Regions from separate parts of the Homo sapiens genome. Here region 2 is linked to region 1. The links are chromatin loops, found by intact Hi-C in ENCODE. Cell type or tissue: heart left ventricle. All regions are shown on one strand. Each heading gives the region's core, and the rest is flanking DNA. Links, peaks and the distances in the headings are about the cores only.

What was found. A loop is a pair of places that touch in the nucleus more often than their neighbours do. Peaks named below come from ENCODE experiments on the same cell type or tissue, not always from the same donor. Only the 100,000 strongest peaks of a DNase experiment are listed, where the experiment ranks them.
Region 2: it touches region 1 in a loop (2.3-fold over the local background); 8 of 110 quality-filtered maps call a loop at or near these places.

The regions. Positions count from the first base shown.
Region 1 is chr2:144,995,238-145,000,631 of GRCh38, forward strand. The region is part of intron 3 of TEX41 (testis expressed 41); the gene reads left to right. Among named protein-coding and RNA genes, the nearest start is that of LINC01966, 120 kb to the left of the region's middle. In heart left ventricle, for the core only: no CTCF peak of the experiment used is centred there; no DNase peak of the experiment used is centred there; H3K4me3 peaks cover 713 bases; H3K27ac peaks cover 4,436 bases.
Region 2 is chr2:144,935,415-144,940,808 of GRCh38, forward strand. The region is part of intron 3 of TEX41 (testis expressed 41); the gene reads left to right. Among named protein-coding and RNA genes, the nearest start is that of LINC01966, 56 kb to the left of the region's middle. In heart left ventricle, for the core only: no CTCF peak of the experiment used is centred there; no DNase peak of the experiment used is centred there; H3K27ac peaks cover 3,366 bases.

The sequences.
Region 1 (5,394 bases), core at 167-5,166:
TGCAACCTCCGCCTCCCAGGTTCACGCCATCCTCCTGCCTCAGCCTCCCGAGTAGCTGGGACTACAGGCGCACACTGCCACGCCTGGCTAATTTTTTGTATTTTTAGTAGAGACGGGGTTTCACTGTGTTAGCCCGGATGGTCTTGATCTCCTGACCTTGTGATCTGCCCACCTCACCCTCCCAAAGTGCTGGGATTACAGGCATGAGCCACCACACCCGGCCTTTTCCCCTTATTCTTTAAACAATAAAAACAAAACCACAAAATGCAAGTCAGTAATTAATATTGGTAGTGATCTAGATAATGAGAGTTTTTTAGTATAGTTACAAACGAAATATTTGAGTATGCTCTGTAGATGCTTCGTTGGTTTATAGCTTGTTGTTTCACATAATTGTGAAATAGTGAAACATTTATCATTGTGTTAAAGTTAGAGCTATTTGGCTATTTAAGAAATTTTAGAAAATGATGAAATAACTGTCTCATTCCAACTTGAGAAGCAGTTACTCAATGAGAATATGATACTGAAACCAATGAAAGTTAATGTGTGAGTGGTGAGATAACAAAAAAAAAGAAAAAGAAAAAACACAAGCCGAACAACAACAAAATATTATCCAATAATGTTTTAGCTACCAATATAGATTTTTCTATTGATATGAGTAGAGGGTGGGCATTTAAAGTCACTTTCACTTTCAGATCAATCCTATTTTGGTTTATTTCCAAATCCAAATAAAAACAATAAGGTTCACCTATTGGCCAGTGATTTATTAAAGAATCTGACGATGTATCTAGAACAACTTAGAAGGCTGTTTTATAGGGAGTTATTCTAAAGAAATTATTTGGAAGTTGTCCGTCTTGAATTTACAGCCAAAATTTTTATTCCCTTTGTGATCTAAGTGGAATAGATCCATCTTCTGCTCCAATTACTGGTCAATATGTCAGTCAGATCAAATGCCACTAATAAGATGCTAAAAAGTGCTTTTGAGGAACATAGGGATTTCTTTAATAAGGCGTGAAGTATTTTTTAATCCGTTTCTTCCTTGTTAAAAGCCTATGATTCTCACAGATTGTTCTGTCATGATGTGGTTTTGATCCTTTATGAGAAGGAAAAACACATGGTGGAATTCTGAAATATAAAGTTAAAAATTGAGTCCAGGTAGCCTCCTCAATAGCAGCCCTACTTGAAATCTTGCGTAATAACACGATCCCTTCTGGAAGTACTGTGACGAGCAAAATGGGGAAGATTTTTAAGGAAGCCTGTGAAAATATGTGGAAAACTCTTTTCTTTATGAATTAAATTTTCAGTACTTGCTTTTGACTTATAAAGAATTAGGTTTCTCATATTCTGAATAAAGTCCACAAACTCCAGAATACCAAACCAATGAGTAATCATGGGAACTCTATAAAAAAACAAAGATAATGTTGCCCTGGAGAAGAAACTGCCTTTTTTAAAAAAATTTATTTAATGTGAAATATCATTGCTTCAGGGCATAAAAGCAAAATGACCAATCTCTGAATATTTCCAGTTCCCTCATTTATCTCATTATTTATCAGTCTTTCTTCCCATCTGAGCACAGCAATTAAAATAAATTTAATTCCATCATAGCTAAATGGAATAGGTACAACAGTGAGAAACATCCTAAGAGCAATAGCAAGGGATAGAGATAGGTAGTGGGTGGTGACAAGATCATAGCCATCTGCCCGCTGCATGGAAAATGAATTGGAGAAGGGTTGGGGTGGGGGGGTGAAACTAGAACAGATAATGTACTATCACGGGCCTCTACATGTGGCACAGTGGTGGCTTGGATTAGGGTGGTAGAATTGGTGATAGAATTGAAATTGAAAAATACTTCATGAGTAAAGGTGTAAGGCATTATGTTGGGTTGGATATAGGGCCGGAAGTCATGAGCATTGCTTTATATTCTTCAGTAGATGGGAGATAATACTGGAAGCAGGTCAGGTTGGAGTGAAGAAGATATAGGGATAATAATAACAAGCTGGTTTGGGACATTTGGAGCATACTAAATCTTTTTCTCCTTTCTGTTCCATATTCCATCCACATTGTCATGTCCCCATAAAAGGTAAATAAAGAACCACCGAGGGTGTGACCCATATCACTCTATTTAATCTCAGACTGGCAGAAATATTAAAATTATATTTCCTTTATGTGTGTATGTGTCTATAACACACAGATAGACACACCTAGCTATGTACATCCCTATTCTGTCTGTGTAGCATCATGATGAAAACAAAACAAAACAAAATTCCGTATTTCTCAACATCCCATCACTGTTATGTTAAAGCATTGAAAAATTTCATCGTGGTGCTTTTCTCAATTAATATTTATAGAGTTGATTTTATGACTCTCTCAACAAAGTGACCAAAATATTAGTTATATTTACAATAGTTATAAATAAGTGCTTAGATCCAAAATCACACAGGAAAAGTCTTTGTCTTATTTTGTGTCATATTCTCCTTCCTCCTTGTCATTAAATAAAAATCTCAATAACTGTCATTTAACTAATGGTTTATATAGGGAGCCTTCTTCTTAGAATTGCCAATAGTCAAATAGATCTTGATAGCACTTAATTTTGAGTATTTGGGTGCAAGAAGTTCCACAAATGGCTTTTCTACTCATATTTTTAAGGGTTTCCTTCTCTCTTCCAGAGACTGTTTCTTCTGCGTGAACTGTAAAAGGACCTCTTATGCTTTATCTTCAAGCCCAGCAATGAATGTAAGGTTCAGAAAATTTGACAGATATCCCCCTCCACGACTTATCTTTTAAATGAAAAATAAATTTAAGAGCAATACCAAATGATTTTGACCAAGTTTGGAAAAAAATGTACTTGTTTAGATCTGTCTTTGCTGGCAAAATGATGGAAATTTGTGGTAAATATTTGAATACCATTAAGAAAACCTAATTTGAAGATTCAGGCTCTCATTGTCTACTATATGATGTGCCTGCTCCTTGGCAGAGCATTTAAAGTGTTCCATAGCATACCACCAGGCTACTCTTCTATCTTTATCCTTGTCCATGAGACAAATGAAACTGCTTGTCATTCTCTACTTTTCCTAATTATGTTCTCTAGACCTGAAATCTTTTGCTGTCTTACCAGATCACTTTCTTTCTCACCTTTCGTTCAAAACTCTCGTATTCAACACTCTCCAAATTTTGATGACTTTTCTTTCAAGGCCTGTCTCAAATGCTATTTCCACCATAACAGTGTTTTGCTATTTTTCTTAAGGCATTTTTCATAATTTGCTACTTTAACTTTGTAAAACTCATGCTTATTCCTGTATTTGTTACTCTGCTTATTGTAGTGACTTGCACATGTCATGCAATCAGTAAATATTTTTTGAATTAAGTTGAATCACCCCTGCTGACAACTCCTATTTACGTAAGACATTGGGAAATTATTCAAATCACAGAATCATCTTGTTTGCATCGACAAAGGTAGTCTACCGGGCTCTCTCCATTATATTGCCTCATTAGGCCTCATTCACCAAACATGAGTTGAACACCTACTAATTGCAGCATGCTGTGTTGCTCTGTCCTGTAAACAGGACCACGTATAATTACATAATCATACATCAGGAAAAATATATAATTATGTGCATCTCACATATTCAAAATAACTTTCTAAAATAAAATAATTAGACTAACTTGATATCAATTAAATCTTGTCCAAATAAAGACTGAATATTCAGCTTTGTTCAATCTCTTGTGAATGCTGATAAAGAGAGTCAATCTTTCCACTTGAGAAAAACAATTATCACATATCTAACCCAGGCACTCATTTATTCAATAATTTTCTCTACCAAAATTCATACGTAAAGAAAAATGTGTTTCATCTCAGCACCTTGGTTGGTTTTCAAAGACGCTTATTAGGATTTGGTTTCACAGTCTCTGATTTTAGATAGGTCTCTTAGGATTGGTTATAAGAGCTGAAGCCTCGGAGGCAGCAAACAATTGTGGAAAATCTGTGAAGTAATGTTGTCCTTGCAACATTTTCCGGCCTACTTTTCAGGACCCATGGGATTCAGATAAGCACTAAGTGTGTGTCCAAAAAAAACCACTGAGGTTTTTAAGCCACTGTCCATCCTTAGTATAACTTTTTCATGAAAAATTAACTTAATAGAATACACTCTTTTTCCATGATTAAAAAACTTAAGAGATCAGGGACTACCTGGGCATGTGTGATCTGACAATTCACTGTTTTAATTTAAAATGTCCAGGCAGTATTGCATTCATAAAATGACCGCACTGATATGTAAGCCAAAAAGCATAAGAAGTGCATTATGGGTAAGAAGTTTATTTTTGTTATTCTTTTGAAATCTTCAGCTGGTATTAAAAACAGATCTTTTGAGCTAGAACAACAGTCGTACAGGTAGACTTCCTACTTTTGGAAAAGATCTGGTCTTTAGCTTATGGGAACCGAGCCGAAGCAGATGTGAAAAGTTCAACTAAAGGAAGAACAGATTAAATGCACTTTTGTGGTTGAAAAACCAAAACAGATGTTATTATTAAACCACAGAAACCTGGGTGCATTTAAGTAACACTAGGTGTCTGAATTTTACATTTGTATTTAAAATAATTAAGGCATTTTAAAGCCACAGAGGCTATTGTGTGCTATCAAACTCTTAATGTTCAAATCAAAAAGTTTGCATATTAAAAAACTCTCAGAAATATTGAGTGTCTGCCATTGTGTTTGTCATCATCTGAAAATGAGAAAGAAAGCATCTGACAATTAAAAACAAAACCTTTTGGTGATGTTTACATTATTTTTCAAAAGCATTTTGAAACCATTCATTTGTGTACTTTTGTTTTTTACATCTTTAGATAGCAAGCAACCCTGAAATGTCTAGATTACTGTTTTTACAATGTAAATCTTAGAGAGATTAAGTCACAGAACAGAATTAAGATGTTGCCAATATATGAATTCACAGGCCGTTGTTCCACTAACTGGAATACTTCCCTACTCATGACAGCCTCTACCATGGGATACAAAATGGTGTGGGAAAGCAAATACAAATCAAAATTGTCCCACACATTCATGCCTACACTTTGATATTTAATTTTGAATTTCTCCATAAATTTTGTTCTAATATGCCCTCTCTCTACTTCAATCCAAAGAGGTTAAAAGTCCAAATCAAAAGCTGTTGTCCTGTGAAAAATCCTGTACTAGAGAAAAGCCAACAGAGAGAGAGGGGGGGTGGAAAAAGGAAAGGTAATAGTGATTCATTTCATAGTTAGATGCCCTCAATCATTAATCTAGATATGTTCTACACACTGGGCCAAAAGGGATGCATTTAGATAAAATGGACCTTAAGGATGTAATCTTTTACCTCTATTTGGAAAAATAAGTGTTGCATAATGTGGGATGATTTATGAAAGAGC
Region 2 (5,394 bases), core at 171-5,170, 60 kb before region 1:
CTTTGCACTCTGGGTGTAGCCCTCAGTGCTGGGCTTACAAAGAAGACGACACAAAAGCAACCATGAAAAGTAAGTAGAGTTGCAGTCATTTACTGGCGAACTCAGCTGGCCAATAAACCCAAACATGTTTATGCGGCAGAAAAGTTTCTCTTAGATTACAAAGCCTGGCTTTTGAATTTAGGGACACCAAGGCTGATAGTCAGTGACCAAAGAAATTAGTCCCATCGAGAAGAGAAACAGGACAGAGCAAGTAGCAGAGAGATGAACAGGAGATGATGGCTTTACTGGATTACTAAAAAGATTTAGGGCCATTATGATGAGGAGGAATTAGGGAAGACCTGAAGAAATAAAACTCATACTGGAATTTGTAACAGAGTTTAGCTGATGTGGGTATAGGCACAAGAAAAGAGGAACTGGTCACTAGGAATCAGGAATTAAGAAGGTTACACATGACATGATAAACCTCTGCAATGATATCTACCACAACAAATTACAACAGTTAATGTTTATTGTGGGTTTTGTGTGTGCTAGTCAGTGATTTAGGGACTCAATGCTTACTATATCACTTAGTCCTTAAAATAACCCCATGAGGTAATTGAGATTATTATCCCCATTTCACGTGAAAGAAACGGAAGCACAGAAAGATAAACTAAGCAGTTGCACAGTTAGCCAGCAGTACAGTAGAATTAGAACACAGAAATCTGAATTGCAGCTAGCACCCCTAAGACTAGAGAGATGGGCTTATATTTTCTCAGGAGTCTGAGAGGCTGTGAATCCACATGGACTAAAATCAGACCTATACCCTATGTTGCAAAAATGACAACTCCTTTGCTTATTTTAAATTTTAAAATTAATGATGGGTTGATAGGTGCAGCAAACCACCATGGCACACGTTTACCTATATAACAAGCCTGCACGTCATGCACATGTATCCCGGAACGTAAAATAAAATAAAAATTTAAATCAAATGTCTATTGTGATTTGGTGCTTTAAATAGAAACCTGAAGTCCTCTGAGCTTGGGTCATGCTGCCCCAAAACTTTTATAAATGGCTTCTAAAATTACAACCTTTCTAGATGTGGAATGTTCCTGCTTTAAAGAGTGATGGTTCATCCTTGCTAATTATTTCTGTTTGTTGACATACATGCTTTGTGCAAAGTTTCTGAAAGTTTGAATTCACAGTCTCCTGGATCTTGCTGCTCCCAGGAGACAGTGATTCAGATTTGATGGTTCAGGGAGAGGACAAGCCATGTATGTCCATAGAAGGCCACCGCCAAAACTCACTCATTCACGAACTAAATAATTCACTCACGAACTAAATAACTCACTCACTAACTAACTGGAGTTCAGCATTGCGGGAATTATAGGGTTGGCACCCAAAGGAGGAAGAGAAAACACTTCTTGTTGCTTTCAATCATTCCTTGTCTATATGCTTTATTTTTCTCTTGCCTTAGTCTAGTCACAAAAACTACAACTTTGAATTAGTAAGGAGCAGAGCTGTGAGTTAAACCTATGCAGTGTGGCTTACGGTACCCACATTCTTAACTACTCACTCTAGAGCCTGTGAACCTGAGAGAGTTACTTTCTTTTGGTAAACTTCAAAAAAATTCCATCTCAATTGCTTTGGCAACTATTAACCTGAAACTTTCTTACATGCAAGGCAAGTTGAAAAATGTGGTTAGCTTTAAGGTAAAGGGATCTTTTCAGGACAAAACTACACATTGATGGAGTTCTAGGTCACAGTTTTCAATGATATGCATATATACAGATAAGATCCAACCCTTAAGTGGCTGTGAATTATGGATTAGCTCAAGCATGTGCAATTCTATTTAAGATCTATAACAAAAGATCTTTTCTTTATGACTTATGTAGCTGGAGGCATTTGCACACTGTAGTGAGACAGTGTGGAATCAGTTGGTCCAAATCAGTTGGTCAATTCACTTTGAGCATGCTAATGCAGAACTAGAAAGATGCACCACTTTGCTTAAAAAACCCCAATGTCTAAAGCATCTCTTGACAATTAGGGGTGGGTTACCTGCCTGCCCTTTCAAAGCAGTGCTTACGTAAGTGACTGTCCAGTGATTTTACAAAGGTTTCTTAGATGACATCTATCTCCCTCCTTTCTTGGATTGATAATTTCATTAAAAGCCATTCTACTATTGTCATTTTGCTATCTCCACTTTAATGTGGTCTGTGGTGTTCATTAGATCCAGCATGTTAATGGCATCAGCTGGGTTTAGGTTTGATTGCAGCTGAACCTCACCCTTGCTAATCACTTAGCTAACATATGCCAATATCATGGTACCTAATGACTCCTTCAGCAGAGACTCCTTTATATTCCTGTATCTGCGCCTCTAAAAGACCAGAGTAACATGGATTATCCGTGTGAACTGCAGGATGGGGAGAGTACCGATGGCTTTCTCTCTTTTGGATAACAACATGTGTACTGGGTTCAGAATCTTTTAGCTTGGTTGGCCTTTTTCAGGGATCCTTTTAAATCTCTTCCTTTTCCTTAATGAGGTTGTCACATGCGGCAAAAATCACAGGCTTGCAAGTCCAAAAGAGGAGAGACTTTTTCATTTTGCTGCTTAATTTGTGAATCCATTTCTAGGCCTTAAAGTGGAATATCTCAGAGTAATCTTCGTTTGCTTTCTGCAATCTCATTGTTCCCTGGGGACACAGAGTGAGTCCAAGAGCCAGTGGGAAAACATTGCAGATCTACTGAGAACAGTACACTGCTCTTTCGAATCGTTGGTATTCTGAGATAATTTTGAGTTTTATATCTTGTTTTTGGTTTCCTTTGATATCTGAGACCTGAATAAAAGGCACTGTTCGATCTCTTTCTTTCTCCCTTTTCCCCAAATGTCATTACAGAGGGAAAGATGAGGGCCTAATATTGAGGGCCTGCTGGCTTGGGGAGTGTGGGGGAACAGCAGAGTGTGATGGCAGAGAGTAATTCTGCTTCAGGGAGGATACTGCCCAATTTTTTAAACTTAATAGGATTAGTCATGGGAACTATTTTTAGCAGAAGTTCAACTTTATCCATGTATTTTAATGTGGGAAAATTGTGTCCTTTTCCCTCTGCTAATGTTTGATGTATTCCAGCCCTCCTGTGAGCATGTTTGAGTATCTTAGGGGATCTGGAGTGGAGGAGAACTTCCTCTCGGATTCTCTCTGTTTTCTTTCGTGAAAATGACATTCCAAAGCTGTTTCACTTTCTGACAGGAAATGGAGCCTTGCCAAAAATGATTAAAGTCCAAGAAAGCATAACAGTTCCAAAGCTACAGCAGTTCTTTAGGAGTCCTGAGTTTGACATTGTGTCAAACAAATGTGAAATATTGTTTAATAAATTTGAATAATACAGAGATAGGAAAAAATCATTCTTGGCTTATAGCAGTAGTGGTTTGTATTAAGTATGGAAAAGACTACCTACATCTAATAAGTTGAAATACATACGTAAATATACTTGTATAAGGTTAACTCAGCTTATGACTTTATTCCACTGTATACTAGATATATGTGTGAGACAAAAGTCTTATTTGAAATACATGTAAGTTTAAAAATATGTGTGTTTCTCAAATGTTGAAGGTAAACAACCTCTGGTTATGTGATCTAACCCATTCATAATAGATTACTATTTTTAAATATTTCACAATGAATTCAATAAATTCATCAGTAAAGTCACTTAGACCCAAATAGTTTTATTTAAAAGGGTGAAACAATAATTGAAAACTTTAGTCAATACTGAAATCATAAGCTTAAAAGGCTTTTTATATGAAAAGAGTCTCAATTATTTCACTGACAAACCCAGTTGTTTTTATTTTTCCACCAGAGAATTATGCATTTATGTAGATAATTATGTACCCTTCAGCAAAATAAAACTGGACAAGAAAAAAATCTCTCTCCAATCAATAAAATATAGCACTTCTCTGAAAAAAAATCTTTGCGTGAAACACTTTTAAAATTTTGTTTTTAAAACACCTTTAAAAATTATTTAAACAAACCAATTTCATCACTCATTTCTCTCACTTTTTTGGTCTATATTTGGAATATATGTTTTTAGTACAAGAAGTTCAATCTTTTTTGTATTCACTGACATTTGATGAATACCACAATTCATGACCACTTTTTAGACAAGTTAAATTGATTAGAGAAGTCATTCATTGTCACTGAGTACCATTTGTCACTTCATAAACAGCTACAATCTGCTGCCTACAAATGCAGAGAGACCGCCAAATAAATCACATCAAACGGTGGGAGTAGATACTATCCCTTCATCTGTAATTGGTACAGCCCTCTCCTGTCACATTTGTTCATTCTTGTGATTCTGGTGTGGATTGACACTGACACAGACCGGGCAGCCACTGTCTCAGACGATAGAGAGTCTGTGCTTTGGTGATGTACATGCTAATAGATACCCATCAGAATATTACATTAACATCACCAGTGTATCAAACGTACAACTTAACCATCTAGATATCTGATGAGATGCCCATATAGACCTATTCTAACAGGAGATAAGCTCTGTGGCTTTGAAAAGAAATTGATAGATGCCAAAGGAAACACATGATTAACAGATATGCAAGAAAACAAACAAGCGTAGTTTGCATGTCTGTTTCATTGGACAAAATTGTCAAGCTCTAAAGTTTAATTTCAGTCACATTTTTATAAAATATGATAAATATATACACCGTGGTTTTGCTAATTTCAGAACATCTTTCATTTTAAGAATTATTTTTATTTCCATATCGAACAAAAATGGCACTGTTACAGTTAACACTTGATATTATCTTCTAGATTGAAGCTTTAATGAAAATCTGCTTTCTTAGGGTCAGGACTCTTTCACCCTGCATATTTGTGCTTGTGAACGTGTGTGTGTTTACACAAGTTTCCCTATATATTATAGCATATGCAACACTAACATTAAAAATTAACATAAATTAATGAAGACAATATACTTCCATAATGTCAAATCTTTAAACACTGTAGACTCCAGGGAAATGGAAATGGACTTCAGTTGTTGCTGAAACGTCTCTAATATATTGTATTCCACTCTGCAGAGATAATGGCCATGTCTACATGACAAACTGCAAAATTCAGTATCATATCAGATCTAGATTTTTTAATGGATTTTTTACTAGTTGCCAGAAATTTTGCATATATTATCTCATTCCACTTTTGCAGCAAGTGAGAGAGGTGGGTATTTTATTCCCATTTCATAGATGAGGAAATAAGGCACCAAGAAGATAAATGATGTGCACAGAATCACCCAGAAAGAAAAAGAACTAAGATCCTGAGCTCAGGACTGTCTGGCTCTAAACCCCTTTATGTTATGATATGTTCTCAAAACAAATATTTGAGAAGTGAACACAAGAATAATGACAACCAAGCCAAT